2 separate regions of the Homo sapiens genome follow, and region 1 is linked to region 2. The links are chromatin loops, found by intact Hi-C in ENCODE. Cell type or tissue: IMR-90. All regions are shown on one strand. Links, peaks and the distances in the headings refer to the core of each region. The heading gives the core; the rest is flanking DNA. Region 1 overlaps ASH1L (ASH1 like histone lysine methyltransferase). Region 2 has its middle 8.1 kb from the start of ASH1L.

What was found. Peaks named below come from ENCODE experiments on the same cell type or tissue, not always from the same donor. Only the 100,000 strongest peaks of a DNase experiment are listed, where the experiment ranks them.
Region 1: it touches region 2 in a loop (2.0-fold over the local background); 4 of 110 quality-filtered maps call a loop at or near these places.

The regions. Positions count from the first base shown.
Region 1 is chr1:155,385,601-155,394,545 of GRCh38, forward strand. All of the region lies in intron 7 of ASH1L (ASH1 like histone lysine methyltransferase), which reads right to left. Among named protein-coding and RNA genes, the nearest start is that of MIR555, 44 kb to the left of the region's middle. RefSeq lists a silencer at 8,905-8,945. In IMR-90, for the core only: no CTCF peak of the experiment used is centred there; a DNase peak (open chromatin) is centred at 4,421.
Region 2 is chr1:155,566,469-155,575,284 of GRCh38, forward strand. It overlaps a transcript of MSTO1 not described here and the pseudogene LOC101929703. Among named protein-coding and RNA genes, the nearest start is that of ASH1L, 8.1 kb to the left of the region's middle. In IMR-90, for the core only: no CTCF peak of the experiment used is centred there; a DNase peak (open chromatin) is centred at 3,953.

The DNA of each region.
Region 1 (8,945 bases), core at 485-8,484, 180 kb before region 2:
ATTGTCTTCCCAAAGTGCTGGGATTTCAAGGCATGAGCCACCATGCTTGGCAAATAACATATGATTTTAAATTCAAAGTTAAACACTTTTGTAGTAGTATAAGGTTCTAGATTTTATGAAATTTGTATTTTAGCTGGCTTTTTCTGAAACTGCTCCAGCAGAAAAGGGATAAAGCTGCCTCATTACTGCCAGCTGTAAGTAAAAGACCAAGTTGCCTACTAGGCCTCCACTGAAACCTGAGTGTTGGGGGATGGGGAAGCTCCCCATTACTGCTAGGGAATGGTTAGAATTCCAATTTCCCAAGGGGTCTCCACTGACATTGTGGTGGGGTAGTTATGTTACTGCTAGGTGTTGGTAAAAGTCTGACTCGGCTAGACCTCCTCTGACACCATGGCAGTGGAGGGAGAGACATATGATTGTTGGCCACGTATATGTCTTTTGAGAAGTGTCTGTTCATGTCCCTTGCCCATTTTTTTTTTTTTTGGAGATGGAGTCTCACTCTTGTCACCCAGGCTGGAGTGCAGTGGTGTAATCTCAGCTCACTGCAACCTGTGCCTCCTGAGTTCAAGCGATTCTCCCGCCTCAGCCTCCCAAGTAGCTGGGATTACAGGAGCCCACCACCGTGCCCAACTAATTTTTTTGTATTTTAAGTAGAGACAGGGTTTCACCATGTTGGCCAATGGTCTCAAACTCCTGACCTCAGGTGATCTGCCTGCCTTGGTCTCCCAAAGTGCTGGGTTTACAGATGTGAGCCACTGCGCCTGGCCAAGAGTCTTTAAAAAAATTTTATTATTATTGTTGTTTTGAGACGGAGTCTTACTTTTTTGCCTAGGCTGGAGTGGAGTGGCATGTTCTCAGCTCATTGCAACCTCTGCCACCCGGAGTTCAAGCAATTCTGTCTCAGCCTCCTGAATAGCTGGGATTACAGGCACGTGCCACCATGCCCAGCTAATTTTTTCTATTTTTTTTTTTTAGTAGAGACGGGGTTTCACCATGTTGGCCAGGCTGGTCTCAAACTCCTGATCTCAAGTGATCTGCCTGCCTTGGTTTCCCAAAGTGCTGGGATGACAGGCGTGAGCCACCACACCAGGCCTTGCCCACTTCTCAATGGTTTTTTTTCTTGTATATTTAAGTTCCTTATAGATGCTGGATATTAGATCTTTGTCAGAAGCAGTTTGCAAAATTTTTCTCCCATTTTATAGGTTGTTTACTCTGTTCATAGTTTATTTTGCTGCGCAGAAGTTCATACTATTTGTCCATTTTTGCTTTTGTTACAATTGCTTTTGGCATCGTCATGAAGTCTTTGCCTGTGCCTATGTCCTGAATGGTACTGCCTAGATTGTCTTTCAGGGTTTTTATAGTTTTGGGTTTTACAATTAAGTCTTTTTTTTTTTTTGAGACAGAGTTTTGCTGTGTTGCCCAGGCTGGAGTGCAGCGATCTCAGCTCAATGCAACCTCCACCTCCAGGGTTCAAGTGATTCTCATGCCTCAGCCTCTCAAGTAGCTGGGATTATAGGCATGTGCCACCACACCCAGCTAATTTTTGCATTTTTGTTAGAGATGGGATTTTGCCATGTTGATCAGGCTGGTCTCGAACTGCTGGCCTCAAGTGATCCACGTGCCTCAGCCTCCCAAAGTGCTGGGATTACAGGCGTGAGCCACCACGCCTGGCCTACATTGAAGTTTTTAATCCATATTTTGTTTTTGTATATGCTGTAAGGAAGGGGTCCAGTTTCAACCTTCTGCATATGGCTAACCAGTTATCCCAGCACCATTTACTGAATAGGGAATCCTTACCCAATTGCTTGTTTTTGTCAGGTTTGTTAAAGATCACGCAGTTGTAGGTGTGCAGTCTTATTTCTGGGTTCTCTATTCTGTTTCACTGGTCTATGTGTCTGCTCTTGTATCAGTACCATGCTGTTTTGATTACTGTAGCCCTGTAGTATAGTTTGAAGTCAGGTAGCATGATGCCTTCAGCTTTGTTCTTTTTTTGTGTGTAGGATTGCCTTGGCTATTTAGGTTCTTTTTTGGTTCCATATGAATGTTAAAATAGTTTTTTTCTAGCTCTATGAAGAATTTCAATGGTAGTTTAATGGGAATAGCATTGAATCTATAAATTGCTTTGGGCAATATGGCCATTTTAACGGTATTTATTCTTCCAATCCATAAGCATGGAATATTTTTCCATTTGTGTCTTCGCTGATTTCTTTGAGCAGTGGTTTGTAGTTCTCCTTATAGAGATCCTTCGCTTCCCTAGTTAGCTGTATTCCTAGGTATTTTATTCTTTTTGTGGCAATTGTGAATGAGAGTTCAATCATGATTTGGCTCTTGGCTTAACTGTTATTGGTGTATAGGAATGCTAGTGATTTTTGTACATTGATTTTGTATCCTGAGACTTTGCTAAAGTTGTTTATCAGCTTAAGGAACTTTTGCTTAAGCAAACACTCCCCAGTGGGTGTTTGCTGGTGTAAGTTTGAGAGAGGTGTGAAAGTTGATTAGACAAAACGGAATCATTCATACCATATCCAACTAAAATGGAGTCAGGAGGCCATGGGGGAGGGCACTAAGGTCCCTGATCCAGGAACTGATTTTGCATTTCAACAGAAAATTCACTCTAACTATAATTAAGACTATGTCTTATATAGTAACTGCTGCCACTCACCAATGACAACTGTACCAGTGACCTTTTTCTTTTCTTTCTTTGTTTTTGAGACAGGATCTCACTCTGTCTTTCAGGCTGGAGTGCACTGGTGCAATCTCAGCTCATTGCAGCCTCAAGCTCCCAGGCTCAGGTGATCCTCCTGCCTCAGGCTCCTAAGTAGCTGGACCACAGGTGCATGTCACCATACCTGGCTAAATTTTTCTTTTCTTTTTAAATTTTTGTATACATGGGTTTTCATTATGTTGTCCAGGCTGGTCTCGAATTCCTGAGCTCAAGCAATCCAACAGCCTCAGCCTCAGCCTCCCAAAGTGCTGGGATTATAGGCTTGAGCCACTGGGCCTGGCTGACCTTCTTCCAACCTTCCTCTTTTGCTCAATACAACCCCAGCCTTTCTCTTTGTTTTTCAGACACACTTAGGGACTACCCTGGTCTATGTGTCCTGAATTGCGATTCTTTTTTTTTTTTTTTTTCATAGAAAACAGGGACTTGATCCATCACCCAGGCTGGAGTGCGCTGGTGCAATCATAACTCACTGCAGCCTCGATCTCCTGGGCTCAAGTGATCCTCCTGCCTCAGCCTCCTGAGTAGGCATGTACCACCGCACCCAGCAAATGTTGTTATTGCTTTATAGAGAGAGGTTCTCACTACATTGCCTAAGTTGGTCTCAAACTCCTGGCCTCAAGCGATCTTCTCTCCTCGGCCTCCCAAAGTGCTGGGATTACAGGCATGAGCCACCATGCCTGGACTAATTCTTTTTTTTTGAGACAGAGTCTTGCTCTGTCACGCAGGCTGGAGTGCAATGGTGTGATCCTGGCTCATTGCAACCTCCACCTCCTGAGTTCAAGTGATCCTCCTGTCTCAGCCTCCTGAGTAACTGGGATTACAGGCATCCACTATCACTCCTGGCTAATTTTTTTCTATTTTTAGTAGAGACCATGTTGGCCAGGCTGGTCTCGAACTTCTGACCTCAGGTGATCTGCCTGCCTCGGCCTCCCAAAGTGTTGGGATTACAGGTGTGAGCCACCACGCCAAGCCTAATTATTGTATATTATTCCCAAATAAACCCTTTACTTGGAGATATATATTTATATTATCTGAATATATGTTTATTTAAGACTTTAAAAAAGAGGCTAGGCGCGGTGGCTCATGCCTGTAATCCCAGCACTTTGGAAGGACGAGGTGGGTGGATCACTTAAGGTTAGGAGTCTGAGACCAGCCTGGGCAACATGGTGAAACCCCGTCTCTACTAAAAATACAAAAATTAGCTGGGCATGGTGGCGCATGCCTGCAGTCCCAGATACTCAGGAGGCTGAGGTGCAAGAATTGCTTGAACCCAGGAGGAGGAGAATGCAGAGAGCCAAGATCACGCCACTGCACTCCAGCCTGGGCAACAGAGCGAGACTCCATCTCAAAAGAAAACAAAAACAAAAACAAAACACACATCTATATGCAGGTTTTTCTTTTCAATAGATATGTTTTCAAATTATTTGAGAAAATACCAAGGAGCATGACTGCCACATCAAATGTTCAGAGTATATTAAGTTTTATAAGAATACAATTGATTTTTTAATACTGATGATTTTCCAGTAACCTTGCTGCTACTACTACCAGTAGCTTTTTTTTTTTTTTTTTGGTGTGGATCTCTTTGGATTTTTTTTTTATATAAACAATCATGTCATCTATAAACAGAAACAGTTTCATTTCTTCCTTCCTGATCATTATGATGACTCTTACTCATCTTCTTGACTTAATACACTGCCTAGAACATCCATGTAATGCTGAGTCAGAGTGGACAACTCTATCTTCTTCCCAATCTTAGGAGGAAACATTCAACATTTCACCATTAAGAATGATATTAGGCCAGGTGTGGTGGCTTACCAGTATCCAAAATAAAAAAAGTTGATCTCACTATAGGTCCTAGACTCATTAAGAGACTAATAAGGGAATGTTATAAATAATGTTATGCCAGTATCTTTAATAATTTAGATAAAATGGACAAATTCCTTTAGAAATACAACGTATCAAAACTGAGTCAAGATGAACATCTGAATAGTCTAGATCTTTTAAATAAATTGAGTACCTTACCATATTATTCACATAAAAAATTTCAGTTCTAAATGGCTTCCCTAGTGAAGTCTGGTATATGTTTGAGAAAGAAGTAATACCAGTCTTCCAGAAAACAGAGGAGGAAAATAATTTTCCAACTCATTTAATGAAGCTAGTGTATGCCTAATACAAAACTTGACAAAGACTTTAAAAGAAAAAACAACTATAGAACAAAATTAATTCTAAAGACTTCTGCAGAAAGCTCTCAGAACTAAAAAGGAATTTCCTTATCTTATTAAAGATATCTGTAGTTAATATCATTCTCCCCCCCCCCCCTTTTTTCTTTCTTTTTTTTGAGACGGAGTCTCGCTCTGTCACCCAGGCTGGAGTGCAGTGGCGTGATCTCGGCTCACTGCAAGCTCCACCTCCCGGGTTCACACCATTCTCCTGCCTCAGCCTCCTGAGTAGCTGGGACTACGTGCGCCCGCCACCACGCCTGGCTAATTATTTTTTTGTATTTTTAGTAGAGACGTGGTTTCACCGTGTTAGCCAGGATGGTTTCGATCTCCTGACCTCATGATCTGCCCGCCTTGGCTTCCCAAAGTGCTGGGATTATAGGCGTGAGCCACCACACCTGCCTGTGTTTTTTTTTTTTGAGACGGAGTCTTGCTCTGTTGCCCAGGCTGGAGTACAGTGGCGCAATCTCTGCTCACTGTAACCTCTGCCTCCTGGGTTCAAGCGATTGTCCTGCCTCAGCCTCCTGAGTAGCTGGGAATACAAGTGCATGCCACCACACCTGGCTAATTTTTGTATTTTTGGCAGAGATGGGGTTTTGCCATGTTGGCCAGGCTGGTCTCGAACTCCTGACCTCAGGTGATCCACCTGCCTCAGCCTCCCAAAGTGCTGGCATTACAGGTGTGAACCATCACACCTGGCTGACAATTTATATTCATATACTTTCAAGTTCAACTGACACTTCTGCCATCTTCAATCTGTTATTAAACCTACATTTTGTGTTTTAAAATCAGACATATATGTTTTAGTTCTGGGACTTTCATTTGCTATTGTTCATTTTAAAATTTTTATGTTTCCATTTTTAAGATTTATCTGCTTGTTCATTATAAGCATATTTTCCTTTACATCCTTGAACACAGTTATAACAATGACTTTAAAATCCTTGTCTGCTATTTTCAGCATCTGGATGACCTTGGAAATTGTCAGTGTTGACTGCCTTCTCTCTTAATATGAATTATATTTTCATGTTTATTAACGTCCAGTAATTTTGGATTGAATTATGGACATTATAAGTAATACGTTACAGAGATTCTCAATTGTGTTATTATCCTATGAAAATAACTGGTTTCGGCCGGGCACAGTGGCTCATGCCTGTAATCCCAGCACTTTGGGAGGCTGAGGTGGGCAAACTGCTTGAACTCAAGAGTTTGAGACTAGCCTGAGCAACATGGTGAAACCCTATCTTTATCAAAAGTACAAAAAATTAGCCAAGTGTGGTAGTGCATGCCTGTGGTCCCAGCTACTTGGGAGGCTGAAGTGGGAGAATCACTTGAGCCTAGGAGGTAGAGGCTGCAGTGAGCCAAGATTGCACTACTGCACTTGAGCCTCAACAACACAATGAGATTCCATCTCAAAAAAATAGAAATAAAAATAAAAAAATAAGAAAGAAATAAAAGAAAATAAGTTTTTCTTTGCATTAGAGCAACCAGTTACTGTGGGTTAACCAAAATCTGTAACACTCTCTTCCGTGGGGTAGGCAGCAGCTGAAATCCCTACTTAGTATCTTTAGTCTCAACTAACTATACTGGATTCTGGCTGCATATACATAGTTTAGGGGGTCAGTTACCTAGATAAGTGGCTTGAGTTTATATGCAAAATTTGCAGTTTCCCCTATTAGCATTTTATCCCTCACTTTCCTGCTGCTGTAGCTGTCCTGAAACATGGCCCTTAAATAATCAGTAAGATTCAAGGTTTCTAAGTGCTTACTTGTACTGCTAACTGGGACCTGGCCACAGATAAAAAGAGCTATACAAGCGGGAAATGCAACCAGTGTGCTTCTCCTCTTCTAATTATTGATTTTTCTTCAGTTTGTGCCTGCTTTTGGTTGCTCTCCAGTGACTTAGGATTACTATGTTTTAAATTTGTCCAGTTGATGCATTTTTTTCTTATTTATTTATTTATTTTTTTGAGAGTCTTGCTCTGTTGCCCAGGCTGGAGTATAGTAGCATGATCTCGGCTCTCTGCAACCTCTGCCTCCCAGGTTCAAGTGATTCTCGTGCCTCAGCCTCTTGAGGAGCTGGGACTACAGGCACACACCATTATGTCCAGCTAATTTTTGTATTTTTAGTGCAGATGGGGTTTCACCATGTTGGCCAGGCTGGTCTTGAACTCCTGACCTCAGGTGATCCACCTGCCTCGGCCTCCCAAAGTGCTGGGATTACAGGTGGATAATTGTTATTCCCGGGAGGGTTAGCCTGATGTAATCTACTCTTTCAATACCAAAAGTAGAATTCCTCGTCTTTTTTTTTTTTTGAGATGGAGTCTCACTCTTGTCACCCATGCCGGAGTGCAATGGGGTGATCTTGAACTCCTGGATTCAAGGGATCCGCCCACCTCAGCCTCCCAAAGTGCTGGGATTACAAGTGTGAGCCACCGCGTCCAGCCTTGTTCTTATTTTCAAAGCCTATTTATCATTAGCAGATTTTAAATTTGCTGAGAGCCTGCTTCCGCTGCTATGATCTCACTAGTAAATACAAAAGACTCTTTCAAAAGAGCTTTGGCACTAATCCTAGAGAATAAGGAACTTACTCTTACCTTCATTAAGTAAGCACACGTAAAGTTTATGTAGCTGAGAATTAAACCTTGTAACTTCATGTTGTAGTTAAATCTGTCTCCAGCCACCCAATACAGAATAATTCAAGCAAACTAATCTTTACTGAAGAACTTGTTTATGTCTGCTGATTAAAAAACTCTGCTGGTACTGAACTCTCTCAGGGAGAAAAGGAGATTAGTTAATCAGAATATAAACAAGAGCTCCACAGTCAAGAGAGTTAAGAGAATCATAGTTGAAGAAAACACTACAAGACATAGGATCAACATCAAGTATACAATTAAGGTGTTCCTGGTTTCATACTATGTGTTTAATGAACCCCTTTAAAGCAATTTTGTTTAAACAAACTGAATATATGAAGAAAACCTGACATTTACATTCAATATTTTATCCTTATTTCTTTTCTTTTTTTTTTTTTTGAGACTGAGTCTCACTCTGTCGTCCAGGCTGGAGTGCAGTGGTGCAATCTCGGCTCACTGCACACTCCGCCTCCTGGGTTCACGCCATTCTCCTGCCTCAGCCTCCCAAGTAGCTGGGACTACAGGTGCCTGCCACCATGCCCAGCTAATTTTTTATATTTTTAGTAGAGACAGGGTTTCACTGTTAGTCAGGATAGTCTCAATCTCGTGACCTCGTGATCCACCTGCCTAGGTCTCCCAAACTGCTGGGGTTACAGGTGTGAGCCACCGCACCCAGCCTTCTCCTTTTCTTTCATTTGTACGGCAAATATTTGATAAACTTCTATTATGTACCAGGTGCTGGGAAATCCAGGGAGAGTAAGAAAGACAATGATCCTGTACTGCCGGAGATTATAATCTAATGGAGGAGCCAAATAAATATTGTAATTATAGATATAGAGAGTGATGTTATCTAGAACAAAGAGAGACGAAGCCTCTTTTGATGAGACTATCAGGAAAATTATTTTAAAGAAAATAAATCGTATTGAAGCTGATACTAACATTAAGATCATCCTTAAAAGATGAGCAGAAACCAACCATGGGAAGACTGAAAAAGAGCTTTTCAGGCAATGGGAATAACAAGTATAATGACCCTCCAGTGGGAAAAAGCTTGCTATGTTCTAAAAACTGAAAGAAGGCCAGTATGACACAATATAGTGAATAAGGTTGAGATGGGAATGAATAAAAGGAGAGAGATGGGGTAATCAGGAACCAGATCATTCAAGTCAAGAAGTTTGCATTTTAATCTGATGGTAAGCCATGCAAAGCTTTTAAGTATGATCTGGGTTAAGTTAAAAAATAATTTCTGTTTTTACTGAATGGAGGCTGGGCCACATGGAAACACAACTGGAAATAGATCTGTTAGATGGCTATTGCAGCAGCCTGAAGAAAAGATACTACTGTCACAGACTTGAGAGATAGCAATGAGATTTGG
Region 2 (8,816 bases), core at 1-8,000:
ACAAAAAATAAGAAAAATTAGCCAGGCCATGGTGGCATGTCCAGGAGTTTGAGGCTACCGTGAGCCATGATCACACACCACTGCACTCCAGCCTGGGCAAGAGAGTGAAACTCTGTCTCTAAAATGTAAAACAAAATAAAGTTAATTTTTTTTTTTTTATTCTTGAGACAGAGTTTCACTCTTGTTACCCAGGCTGGAGTGCAATGGCGTGATCTCGGCTTACTGCAACCTCCGCCTCCCGGGTTCAAGCAATTCTCCTGCCTCAGCTTCCCAAGCAGCTAGGATTACAAGCATGTGCCACCACGCCTGGCTAATTTTGTATTTTTAGTAGAGATGGGGTTTCTCCATGTTTGTCAGGCTGCTCTTGAACTCCCGACCTCAGGTGATCCGCCCGTCTCGGCCTCCCAAAGTGCTGGGATTACAGGTGTGAGCCACCACACCCGGCCAGGTTAAAATATTAACCTGCTCTTACTATGTTGCCTAGGCTGCAGACTAGCTCCCATGCTCAAGGGATCCTACCGCTGCCTCAGCCTCCTCGGTAGCCGGGACTACTGTTGGGCAGGAACTTGTTTTTTCTAAGATAAAATTTACTGAAGTATGGTCAGGGTTGACTTTACATTTGACGAGTTATGGTAAATGCTATGTAATCATAAGAGTTGGTTTTTTTTTTTTCCCCACAGAGTCTTGCTCTGTCACCCAGGTTGCAGAGCAGTGGAGCAATCTCAACTCACTGCAACCTCTGCCTCCCGGGTTCAAGTGATTCTCCCGCCTCAGCCTCCTGAGTAGCTAGGACTACAGGTGTGTGTCACCACGCCTGTCTAATTTGGCTAATTTTTGTAATTTTTTTTTTTTTTTTTTTTTGAGACGGAGTCTCGTTCTGTCGCCCAGGCGGGAGTGCTGTGGCGCGATCTCCGCTCACTGCAAGCTCCGCCTAACGGGTTCACGCCATTCTCCTGCCTCAGCCTCCCGAGTAGCTGGGACTACAGGCGCCCGCCACTGCGCCCGGCTAATTTTTTTGTATTTTTAGTAGAGACGGGGTTTCACCGTGGTCTCGATCTCCTGACCTCGTGATCCGCCCGCCTCGGCCTCCCAAAGTGCTGGGATTACAGGCGTGAGCCACCGCGCCCGGCCTAATTTTTGTATTTTTAATAGAGACAGCGTTTCGCCATGTTGGCCAGGCTGGTCTTGAACTCCTGGCCTTAGGTGATCCACCCGTCTTGGCCTCCCAAGTTCCTGGGATTTAGGCATGAGCCACTGTGCCTCGCCAAGAGCCATTAAAAATATTGGCTGGGCGTGGTGGCTCATGCCTGTAACCCCACACTTTGGGAGGCCAAGGCAGGTGGATCACCTGATGCCAGAAGTTCGAGACCAGCCTGGCCAACATGATGAAACCCCGTCTCAACTAAAAATACAAAAAAATCAGCTGGGCATGGTGGTGGGCGCGTGTAATCCCACCTACTTTGGGAGGCTGAGGCAGGAGCATCACTTGAACCCAGCAGGTAGAGGTTGCAGTGAGCGGAGATTGCACCATTACACTCCTGCCTGGGCAACAAGAGCGAAACCCTGTCTGAACAAAAAAAAAAATTATTTATTTTATTTTATTTTATTTTATTTTATTTTATTTTTTTTGAGACGGAGTCTCACTCTATTGCCCAGGCTGGAGTGCAGTGTCACGATCTGGGCTCACTGCAACCTCCGCCTCTTGGGTTCAAGCGGTTCTCCTGCCTCATCCTCCCAAGTAGCTGGGATTACAGGTGCCCGCCACTGTGCCCAGCTAATTTTCGTAGTTTTAGTAGAGATGGGGTTTTACCATCTTGGCCAGGCTGGTCTTGAACTCCTGACCTTGTGATCCACCCACTTCAGCTTCCCAGAGTGCTGAGATTACAGGCATGAGCCACCGCGCCCAGCCAAAAAAAATTTTTATTTAAGACGGAAGAAATTTGAGATTTTTGTTTGGGTACAGGTTGAGTTTTTTTTGTTTGTTTTTTGAGATGCGGTCTCACTCTGTTGCCCAGGCTGGAGTGCAGTGGTGTGATCTCAGCTCACTGCAACTTCCGCCTCCCGGATTCAAGTGATTCTCCTGCTTCAGCCTCCTGAGTAGCTGGGATTACAGATGCTCGCCACCACACCTGACTAATTTTTTGTGTTTTTAGTAGAGACAGGATTTCACTATGTTGGCCAGGCTGGTCTCAAACTCCTGACCTTGTGATCCACCCGCCTCAGTCTCCCAAAGTGCTGGGATTACAGGCATGATCCACTGCACCCAGCCAGTTTTTTTGTTTTGTTTTGTTTTGTTTACGAAAATGTTTGGGAACAAAAATGTTTTGAATTTGAGATTTGAGCTACTGCCCCCGGCCTTTTTTTCTTTTTCTTTTTCTTTTTCTTTTTCTTTTTTTTTTTTGAGAAGGAGTCTCACTGTGTTGCCCAGGCTAGAATGCAGTGGTGCAGTCTTGGCTCACTGCAACCTGCATCTCCCGGGTTCAAGTGATTCTCCTCCTGCCTCAGCCTCCTGAGTAGCTGAGATTCCAGGCACCCACCACCATACCCAGCTAAGTTTTGTATTTTAGTAGAGCCGGGGTTTCAGCATGTTGGTCAGGCTGGTCTTGAACTCCTGACCTCAAATGTTCCACCTGCCTCGGCCTCCCAAGGGTTTTTTATTTTTATTTATTTATTTATTTATATTTTGAAACAGAGTCTTGCACTGTCACCCAGGCTGGAGTGCAGTAGCGCGATCTCAGCTCACTGCAAGTTCCACCTCCCGGGTTGAAGCCATTCTCCTGCCTCAGCCTCCTGAGTAGCTGGGACTACAGGCGCCCGCCACCACGCCCAGCTAATTTTTTGTATTTTTAGTGGAGACAGGGTTTCACCATGTTAGCCAGGGTGGTCTCGATCTCCTGACCTCATGATCCGCCCATCTCGGCCTCCCAAAGTGCTGGGATTACAGGCGTGAGCCACTGCGCCCGGTCTTTTTTTTTTTTTTTTTTTTTGAGACAGATTCTCGCACTGTCACCCAGGCTGGAGTGCAATGGCGCAATCTCAGCTCACTGCAACCTCCCCCTCCCGGGTTCAAGCAATTCTACTGCCGCAGCCTCCCGAGTAGCTGGGATTACAGGTGCCCGCCACCACGCCTGACTAATTTTTTGTATTTTTAGTACAGACAGGATTTCACTATGTTGGCCAGGCTGTTCTCAAACTCCTGGCCTTGTGATCTACCCTCCTCAATCTCCCAAAGTGCTGAGATTACAAGCATGATCCACTGCACCCGGCCAGTTGTTTTTTTTGGTTTTTTTGTTTTTTTAGGTTTTTTTTACGAAAATGTTTGGGAACAGAAATGTTGTGGATTTGAGATTTTGTTGGATTTTGGAATATTTGTATTATACCTACTGTTTGAACATCCCAAGTTTGAAAATCTGAAACCTTAAGTGTTAACATGAGCACCTTAATAAAGTTTGGACAGTATTTCTTTTATAAACAATATTATTGATATTGCTAACTATTAACATTAGAAATGAAAGTCGAGAAAGATAATTACCTGGAACGTTAGTACCCAGAAATACCCAATTGTGTTGGTATTTGTTTTAAGTTTTCATTTTTATGCATCTCCACCTCAGAACCATAATCTAAATTTACAGTTGAATTCATTTCAATACCTCAGTGGTGTACCATTGAGTCCTAAAATTCTAGAATGTTAATCCCAGTCATGTGTGTACACTAACATGCCTTTTTTGAAGTCTTTTGAAACCTATCAGATACAGTGTGGAGTCCATTTTGCTGAAGAGTATCTAGAATATCTGCTACCCTAAGAAGCAGTCATAGTCCCTTCCATAGTAGTTTAAGTTTTAAATTGTCCACTGTTCTGAGTAACGTGATGAAATTTTGCACCACCCTGTCCTGGATATGAATCAACATAACCACGCTGTACGTGCTCCCATTGGTCAGTCATTGACATCATCGGCTTTTGACATCCATCTGTGGACATCAGCATGACTCAGTGATTCAGGATCACCCTAAGATGATCCCCCTTCTTAGGTATAGTCAGAAGGTTGATATTAGCTACATCAGAATTCCTAAGTCATTCACTTTATCTTATCTTATAAGCGTTTTATCATCTCACTTCAACACAAGAAGGGTGAGCACGGTACTATGAGATATTTTGAGAATGAGCGAGACCATGTTCACATAACTTTTGTATGGTATATTGTTCCGTTTTCTTATTGGTTATTGCTGTTCATTTGTTACTGTGCCAGATTTATAAATTAAACTTGATTATAGGTATATACCTATAGGAAAAAACTGTGTGTGTGTGTTTGTGTGTGTGTTTATTTATTTAGTGATCAGTACTCTGTATGGTTTCAGGCATCCCCTGGGAATCCTGCAGTGGGATCTCCCGAGGATAAGGGTGGACTACTGTATTTCCTTCCTTCTTGCTTTCTTCATTGCAGAAGAGCTAATGCAGCTTTAAAAGCTGGGGAGCTTTAAAAAGTGTATATTGTATCATCACTTGCACTGTTATCAGAATTGTAAACCACATGCATTATTTCTAGCAAAAACACCTATAGCTACAAGACTGAGGTTGGCCGGACACAATGCTCACATGTATAATCCCAGCACTTTATGGGAGGCCAAAGTGGGAGAATTGCTTCAGGCCAGGAGCTGAAGACCAGCCTGGCAACATAGCCCCATCTCTATAAAAAAGTAAAAATTAGCCAGTCATGGTGGTACATGCCTATAGTCCAAGCTTGTCGAACCTGTGGCCCATGGGCTGCATACAACCCAGGACGGCTTTGAATAGGGCCCAACACAAATTGATAAACTTTCTTAAAACATTAAGAGCCTTTTTTTTCTGTGATTTCATTGTTGTTGTTGCTATTTTAGCTCATCAGCTGTTGTTAGTGTTGGTGTGTTTTATGTGTGGCTCAAGACAATTCTTTCGACGTGGCCCAGGAAAGCCAAGATTGGACACCCCTGCTGTAGTCCAAGCTCCTCAGGAGGCTGAAGGGAGAGGATCACTTGAGCCCAGGAGTTCAAGACTGCAGTGAGCGATGATACCACTGCACTCAAGCCTTGGAGACTGCAGGAGACCCTATCTCAAACAAAAACCTTAGAGCTTGGAGAAGTTAGCACTGTTGAAGTTTGTGATAATCAGTAAATTTCAGAACTCTTTTACTTTTATAGCTCTAACATTGCTCTAGGAATCCAAACCTGGGGAGATAGATATTATTAAGATGAGAAAATACAGCATAAGGAATTCTGCTTTTTCTCTCTGAAATTATGAAAACAATGAAATTACTCTTTGTGGCTTGGCATGGTGGCTTACGCCTGTAATCCCAGCACTTTGGGAGGCCGAGGAGGGCAGATCACTTGAGGTCAGGAGGTCAGCCTGGCCAACATGGTGAAACCTCATCTCTACTAAAAATACAAAAATTAGTCGGATGTGGTGGCAGACACCTATAATCCCAGCTTCTTGGGAGGCTGAGGCAGGAGAATCATTTGAACCCAGGAGGCGGAGGTTGCAGTGAGCCAAGATTGCGCCACTGCACTGCAGCCTGGGCGACAGAGTGAGACTCTTGTCTCAAAAAAAAAAAAAAAAAGAAATTAGTCTTTGTGAGCCAAACTTTTCCTATGGGACTTGGGATTTAGGACAATCTCAACCTCAACACTGTTGACATTTGGGGATGGATCATTCTTTGTTGTGGGGGACTCCCTGTGCATTGTAGACTTTAGCAACATACCTGGCCTCTACTCACTCGATGCCAATAGCATCCTCCCTTCCCTCCCTCAGCTGTGACAACCAAAATGCCTCCAAACATTCATTGTCAAATGTTGGGGGAGGGGACAAAATCCCCCTGGTAGAGAACTACTAATTTAGAGAAAGAATTACTGATCATGAGGAATCAGTCTGGGTTTAGTACAAAAGAAAGTCATGACAGACAAATATATCCTTCTTGTTAGAATTCCTGGAATGGCCGGGTGCGGTGGCTCACGCCTGTAATCCCAGCACTTTGAGAGGACAGGCTGGTGGATCACGAAGTCAGGAGTTCAAGACCATCCTGGCCAAGATGGTGAAACCCCGTCTCTACTAAAAATACAAAACTTAACCAGCCATGGTTTCGGGCACCTGTAATCCCAAGCTACTCGGGAGGCTGAGGCAGAGAATTGCTTGAACCCGGGAGATGGAGAATTTTTTTTTCTTTTTTTTGAGATGGAGTTTCGCTCTTGTTGCCCAGGCTGGAGTGCAATGGCATGATCTCGGTTTGCTGCAACCTCCGCCTCCTGGGTTCAAGCGATTCTCCCACCTCAGCCTCCCAAGTAACTGGGTTTGCAGGCATGCGCCACCACGTCTGGCTAATTTTGTATTTTTAGTAGAGATGGGGTTTCTCCATGTTGGTCAGGCTGGTCTCGAACTCCCGACCTCAGGCGATCCACCCGCCCTGGCCTCCCAAAGTGCTCAGATGACAGGTGTGAGCCACTGCGCCAGTCAAAAAAAAGAATTCTTAGAATGGTAGATCAAATTCCATTATTGGTATGTCCTCATTAAAGTTAGGCATTTGATAATCTCGCACAGTGGCTTTTTGGAGAAATGTATACTGAATGTTTAATTGGTTGAATAACCATACCCAAAGGCTACATGTTAGCAAAATGGGTTGAAGTTCCCTTAACCATGGACATACAGGCAGTGGTTATCACTCTTGGCTGCACATTGGAATAAGCTGGGGAGCTTTAAAAATATTGATGCCTGGGTCACTATCAGAGGCTGATTTAATTGATCTGAGGCACACTCTGGGTATCAGAATTTTTAAACTATACCCAAGTGGGCCAGACAGTGGCTCACATCTATAATCCCAGCACTTTGAGAGGCCAAGGCAGGTGGATCGCTTGAGCCCAAGAGTTTGAGAGCAACCTGGGCAACATAATGAGATCCTTTCTCTACAAAAAAGATAGAAAAATTAGCTGGGAATGGTGGCACACGCCTGTAATGCCAGCAGTTGAGAGGCCAAGGTAGACAGATCGCTTGAGCTCAGGAGTTTGAAACTAGCCTGGACCACATGGCGAAACCCTGTCCCTACGGAAAAAAAAAATACGAACTGACCAGGCGCAGTGGCTCACGCCTGTAATCCCAGCACTTTGGGATGGTGAAACTGGCTGATCACCTAAGGTCAGGAGTTTGAGACCAGCCTGGCCAACATGGTGAAACCCTGACTCTACTAAAAATACAAAAATTAGCTGGGCGTGGTGGCAGGTGCCTGTAATCCCAGCTACTAGGGATGCTGAGGCAGGAGACTTGCTTGAAACCAGGAGACAGAGGTTACAGTGAGCCGAGATCACGCTATTGCACTCCAGCCTGGGTGACAAAAGCAAAACTCCATCTCACAAAAAAAAAAAAAAAAAAATTACAAACTGTACCCAGGCTATGCTAGGCAATCGTATCCTGTTAAATAGTTGTATCAATGACTTGAATGAGATCGATGTGGATATATTTTTCAAATTTATACCTTTTGCAAAATTTTTAAAGGGTGGGTAATATGTTGGTGACAGATTTTAAAAAACAAAAAGATCTTCAGATGTGGAATCTTCTGTTGGATCTTATAACAAAAAGAAGACATTAGGCTGGGTGCAGTGGCTCACGCCTGTAATCCCAGCACTTTTAGGAGGCAGAGGCAGGCATATCGCTTGAGCCCAGGAGTTGAAGACCAGCCTGGACAACATGGTGAAACCCCATCTCAACAAAAAACACAAAAATTAGCCAAGTGTAGTGGCATATGCCTGTAGTCCAAGCTACTTGAGAGGCTGAAGTCCAAGGATTGAGGTGGAGATTACAATGAGCCAAGATCACGTCATCACACTGCAGCCTAGGTGACAGAGCAAGACCTTGTCTCAAAAAAAGAAAAAGACATAGCAGAAAAGCTGAGGAAATCCAAATAAAATCTGTAGTTTAGTAAATAGTATTGTTCCAACTTTAATTTCTTAATTTTGATAACTGTCCTATAGTTGTATATATATATATAGACATATATATAACATTAAGGAAAGCTGAATGAAGAGTGTACGAAAGCTCTTCGTACTACGTTTGCAACTCATCTGTAAGTTTACATTGGTTTGTTTGTTTGCTTGCTTTCAAATAGGACCTCACTCTGTTACCCAGGCTGGAGTGCAGTGGTGCAATCCTAGCTCACTGCAACCTCTAGCTTCTTGACTCAAGGGATCCTCCTGCCTCAGCCTCCTGAGCAGCCAGAACTACAGGCACAGGCAACTATGTTCAGCTAATTTTTTTTATTAGTAGTAGAGATAAGGTTTTCCTATGTTGCCCAGGCTGGTCTCGAACTCCTGGTCTCCGAAAGTGCTGGGATTACAGGCCTGAGCCACCGTGCACAGCCTCCACTATCTAATTTTAGAACTTTTTCTTTTTTTTTTTTTTTTTTGAGACGGAGTCTCCTGTTGCCAGGTTGGAGTGCAGTGGCACTATTTCGGCTCACTGCAACCTCCACCTCCCGGGTTCAAGCGATTCTCCTGCCTCAACCTCCCGATTAGCTGGGATTACAGGCATGCGCCGCCATGCCCAGCTAATTTTTGTATTTTTAGTAGAGACGGAGTTTTGCCATGTTGACCAGGCTGCTCTCAAATTCCTGACCTCGGGTGATTCACTCGCCTCAGCTTCCTAAAGTGCTGGGATTACAGGTGTGAGCCACCATGCCAGGCTAATACTTGTACTTTCTATGAGTAAAAATAAATGAGTTCTTTGACCCTCAAAAAAAAAAAGAGAGAGAGAGAATCCCAGTTTTTCCAGATCCTGTCCAACACATATCATTGTCAGTTCT